Regions from separate parts of the Homo sapiens genome. Here region 1 is linked to region 2. The links are chromatin loops, found by intact Hi-C in ENCODE. Cell type or tissue: HepG2. All regions are shown on one strand. Each heading gives the region's core, and the rest is flanking DNA. Links, peaks and the distances in the headings are about the cores only. Region 1 has its middle 900 kb from the start of LINC01966. Region 2 has its middle 960 kb from the start of LINC01966.

The links. Peaks named below come from ENCODE experiments on the same cell type or tissue, not always from the same donor. Only the 100,000 strongest peaks of a DNase experiment are listed, where the experiment ranks them.
Region 1: a loop joins it to region 2, with 2.1 times the contacts of the local background. A loop is called at or near these places in 1 of 110 quality-filtered maps.

The regions. Positions count from the first base shown.
Region 1 is chr2:145,776,085-145,778,905 of GRCh38, forward strand. No RefSeq gene overlaps it. Among named protein-coding and RNA genes, the nearest start is that of LINC01966, 900 kb to the left of the region's middle. In HepG2, for the core only: no CTCF peak of the experiment used is centred there; a DNase peak (open chromatin) is centred at 1,477.
Region 2 is chr2:145,844,600-145,847,420 of GRCh38, forward strand. No RefSeq gene overlaps it. Among named protein-coding and RNA genes, the nearest start is that of LINC01966, 960 kb to the left of the region's middle. In HepG2, for the core only: no CTCF peak of the experiment used is centred there; DNase peaks (open chromatin) are centred at 1,142 and 1,532.

The DNA.
Region 1 (2,821 bases), core at 163-2,662, 68 kb before region 2:
GAAGAGATTTAAAACTATATGCTCAATTATGTTTAGGTGCTTGTTAAAGATTTGTAGTCTGGGAGAGTCACACCTTTAGCAACCTCATGGATTTTACTAAGCAGTCTTGGTAAAAGCACTACATTCCTTGTTATGATATATTTCCGAAAATTAGAAAAGTCTTTCTGAGTCAGCAAAGAATTAGTATTACCCTCTGAGATAATGGAAACCATCCAAATGTTGAGGGAAAAAAATCAAAGAATTTCTGTTCTAATATAATGGCTCCTGTTTGCTTAGTATCTCTTAGAAACTTCTTTTGGAAAAAAACAAACAAACAAAAAAACAAGTCCCATTTACTGGGTACCCTATTAGAATTTCTACGTTTAGTAAACAATGCTAGTCTAATAGGGGAAGTATTGTTACTTCAACCTCTTGTCCCAGAGATTTCTTCCATTGAGATAACAAACTTCGGGAAAATATTTCGCAGACCAACACTACAATAAACCAAGAAAACCAATAATAGATAAACTGCTAATTTGTAAGTTTAAGAGGGATTAGGGGATGAAGGTGGGAGATGAAAGAGACCAAGTCTAGGGAGGAGCAGAGTGAGCCATACATCTTGGCAGAAGGGTAGAGCCTGTGGTAAGATACTGCCAGTTGAGAGTCTCCAGTCATGGAGGAGTCCGGGTGATTTTAAGAACAGGAGTGTCTAATTATTCAGCCTTAACTGGTTTGCAATTCTCTCACATAAATTCCCCCTGCAGTCCTCATTCTTAAAGAAAAGCCTTCTAAGCCAGCATTTTGTGTCAATAGAATTTGGAAGAATAACTCAGTTTAGGTACTCCCTGAGGCAAAGCCCATGTGGAAAAATAACTTGTGTCCAGGTAGTTAATTTATTTTAGATAAATAAATTCTGATTCTAAGAAGCAGAGAAAATTTAAAAAGGAAGGAGGAAAACAGAGTAAGGGTGAATCATTGAGATCTCTACTGTATACACTAGGGCCTTCATTCCTTCCTAGTCTCACAGAAATGTGCAGGATGGTAAGGAAAGACAGGAGCGTGGAGCACTCTGCCTACAGGTTCCTGTTTCCCTTTGGTTGAGGGTCATCTTAGAGGTGTTAGCTCTTCTTTATTTATAGATGACACTTGTGTCCAGGTCAATGAGCCCCCACATTGCCACAAAAGACTTTGTGACAGAATGCAGAAAGACAGAATGCCGGCGCCTAAAATGGGATGATCTTAGGTTTGGGGTGAAGCTGAATGGTCTACCACTCAGTGGCTAAAATCTGATGTGGACTCAGGGCACGTGATGTGAACCACAGAGGTAAGCTAGAAAAAGTAGTCATTATCGTGTGATACAATATGGAATAAAAGTCTAGGGATCAGGTGATGAAATGAATTAGTTCAGAAAAGTCCAAAGCTCAAAGCCAGATGTGTCTAGAGGAAATGAGAACATCACCACAATACCCTAAGATCTATGGAGAGTTTCAGTGAAACACTGGGTCTTCCCTCCATGTCCAGCATGATGAGTCATTGTAAACAGTATTTCCTAGGTGACATTCAAGTAAATATTCAGAGGAAGGCTCTTGTCAGATAACTCACACTTGAAAAAAGTAGTCTTTTCTGCTTGAAACAGTAGAAAATGTGATTTGGAATAATGATGTTACTAAATTTATTACATCTCACTGATAAATCTGAGTTCTAAGACCTTTTTTTGACTCTCCTCTTATAGGATTGCCACTGCATACCTCTTTAAGGCACAATATAGGCAGTTCACACCTGACAGTGATTGTTTTTATTAAATAATAATAAATAGCTGTTGTGTATTTTACCAAGTGTTGTCACTCTTCTAAGTGTCTTGCATGAGTTAACTTCTCCCAGCAATCCTGAGGTTGGTACTATTGTAACCACCTCATGGATACTTCCTGCCACTGCCCAAATAAAGACAATGGCACTGTAGTAAAGAGTTCAATTGACAAGAGGCCACACAGGAGACGGAGTTATTACTCAAATCAATCTCATCGACGGCTTATAGGTTAGGGGTTTTTCAAAGATGGTTTGGGGAAAGGAGTGGGGGTGACTATGAAATGGGTGCTTTCTGCTTGTTGGTTGGGTTAGAGATGAAATCATAGGGGGTTAAAGCTGTCTTCTTGAGCTGAGTCAGCTACTGGTGCTATTGGTGTTAGACATGCAAAACCCAGAAGAGATACCTCAAAAGTCCAATCTACAATAGTGGTTATCTGTAGGAGTGATTGGAGAAGTTTCATATTTTATGACCATTCCACACCTTAAAAGAATTCATGCTCTTCTCCTCCCCCTAGCTTGGTAGTCTCTCATTAGATTTATAAAAGCTGTTGAGTTTAGGAGAATGACTATTGTCATTTAAACTATAACCTAAATATTTTCCAAAGTTAGCTCTTCCTAAGCCCAGAAATAATTAAGGCAGCTTGAAAGCTAAAGGCAAGAATTGTGGTTGGTTAGACTGGCTCTCCCCCACTGCCAAAAGTATCTCACTGATATAATTTTTGCGAAGGGAGTTTCACTATTATTATTCCCACTTTTTTTTTTTAGATACTCAAATTAAGGCAGATGAGGTTAAGAGTCTTCCCCAAATTCTCCAGCTAGTAAGTGGCAAAGCTGGGATCAGACCTAAATTTTGGGGTGCAGTCAAACCTCTAAAACAAAGCACATTATGACACTTGGGAAATCTCAGACACAAAGTTCTTAGAAATCAAGATCCAGAATACTGTCTACAATATTAGCTTATTATAGTGTTACCATGCTTTTAAAAGAAATACCTTCATCATAATTTTTGTTTCCTAGTCATAATATTGACCTTTAA
Region 2 (2,821 bases), core at 4-2,503:
GTATTTATATTTCACATATTTGATACATTTTTTTACTTTATGTAACAAATGATACAAATGAAAGCAATAGTCATGAAATCTAAATATTCTGAACTGTAATTTTAAACATGTTCCACATGTAATATAAACTCCCAATTATGAAATATTGTGTTTAGTATGTCCAAACATTCAAGATGTGGGATGAAGACTTTAATCTTGTTTCTTCTATTCAAATTCTGTTTCTGCCACTGAGAAGTAATCATTAGAAGAGAGCATGCTTGTGTTATTATACAATTTCATTTCTTAATAAACACACATTTATTTCTCTATATGTAAAAGCATATTATGTCAACCGTATACTTCTCTTAATTCTGCTGGTAGAATATACTTCAAAATTCTCATAAGTTTACTGGTTTTGAGAACAACACTAATTCTTGTATGCTGTGTAAGCCATTGCTATTTCAAGCTTTTTCCATTGGTGTCTCTATTTTTTGACAAGTGTGCAATTTTATTATTGTAAAATGTGTAAAATTATTTCATGAAATCTTGTATAACTGCAAGTTGTTCAGAATAGGAGATAATAAGCTTTTCTTCATCATAATGGAAAGGTTCTGAGATCATGGAGATAACTATCAATATTCATATTTATCATGGAATTGTTTACCTTTGAGAGGCTACCCATATTTTTTTCATAAGGATATAACTGCTAAAAATATAATAGAAAAGGACAGTGATTTGCTACTGGTGAGTACTTCTGAAAGGTAATATGAAGTCCAGATGGTCATGCACCTGTGGACATAAAACAACTAAGCAAACAAGCTCCCGAGTAGTCAATATAGTCATTTTACTTAAGTAAATAAACAAGTCCTATAAAGTCTATCTCAAAATGTAACATTTGCCTTTACTTGTGTATTTTCAGCCTAGATACAGGGGTTAAATTGTTAATGCTTTACTTTCACTTCCTTAAATTTTTTTTTTTAATCAAACTTTGCTTTTTCTCTCCCTGGGGAACAACAAATGGACAGCTTTCCTCTCTTGTACTCCTCCTTCCATTACCATCACAGCAGAATGCATCTGAGACTGTAATAATTCAGTGATGAAATACAAAATGTCGCAATGCCATCTCTCTTAAAGTGAACTGAGATTTTGTTATGCCATTTTAGGTGCACTAATAGCAACTCAAGTCCCATGGAGTATCCTAATGTGAATTTAATGAGCTGATAGCATATAAATGACAGTACTGTGAGGGTGAAGGTGACATAACCTTTTTCTTCCTATTTGATGTTTGTCTTTGAAAAACTACAGATCTGTTCAAAATGCACTGCATTATTACTAAGTGGCACATCACTCACCAAAGAAGCTACTATTGTTTTAGCATTTAAGAACATTTTTTTTCTCTTACTGGAACAAGCACCAAGAGCAATTTTTTAATCATTAGGATAATAAAAACATGAATAGTCTTTTCTCTGAACAAACACAAATTATGTAGCGTTCTGGTGTCTATTTCGCCATGGGCTGATGGTCTCCAGTGACAAATATTTACTCATATGCCCCATATCTTTGAACATCACAGTCAGCAATGTAGCACTACTAAATTGGACTTTAAAATAGCAAAACTATCCTTCCTTATATGAGGTATTATTTGAGGATGTTATCAACATAGTACTTAGGGAAACTTTGCCAATTACAATTGATTCCTCCGTTTAGTTCAGTCTTTCAGAATGGTGCATTGTTTGTGAAAATCCAGGTAACCAAGTTAAATTGAAAGTACCATGATTTATCCCAGGAACATACTGCAAATGGAACAAGGGGAAAGAGTTAGCAAATTTTTAAACATAGAAGAAAAGAAAAATAACTGAATATCTCTGATGGTGATCAGTAAGCATGAATATAGAAATACTTTGTAAAAGTTCAGTGGAATTTATATTCTAGAAGTACTTCATATATATCAGAGCATGCTGGAGGGTTTTGAGATAGAATGTGGGTCAAAGATTGACAAAACATGGGTACTAATGAAAGGCCTGTATACCCATGTGCCTCTAGACTGAGCATCTTTGATATTCCTCTCATTTAAAAAGAAAACATAAACCTCAAATTTTTTTACAACTCTTTGAAATTTTTAAGTGCATCTCCTTAATTTACCAATGAAGAAAATGGGATCAAAGGGATTTCATTATTTTCTGAAGTCTCAAGACTATTTTAAACAACAGAGCCAAGCAAGATTAGAACACTCATCCTTTGCTTCTCTGTTCATTTTTCATGGCTCCTTCAAGACATGATAAATACATGAAATATACGTGACTTTTAGTATTTGTCATTCATGCAGGTCTAAATAACTAACATGGAATCTGATATGAATTGAAGTTGACATGATAACTATGAGGTTAAACATCTTTTAGCAAAATCTATCACAACTCAAGAAGTCTTATGCAATTAGCTCTCCAAACAAAAATATACCATGGATTGTGTTTTATGAATATAAAAATTAAGCAGCTTAAGAGTCCCGAAAGTTTGGATTTTGGCAAAGTTCAAAAATCTTTTGGTTGCCAGGTGACAAAGCAAAACATATCACATATGCCTAACAACCAACATGTACATATTTTGTCTTTCCAAGGTTTCTAGGGCTGGTCAGGCATAGTAATGCATTACTGCTGAAGGAGCTTCCAGCACGGACAAATGTTTATCTGCTTCAAAAAGCATTTTCTTAATCCTTAACAAAAACAGCCCAATATTTCTCATCGTTTAATGATTGAGTAAAGGTTGATGCTACCCAATAGAGATTGCGTTCCACTTTATATTTGTACTGTCTCAAGAACAGTGTTTGTTAAATGAGAATCGCTAA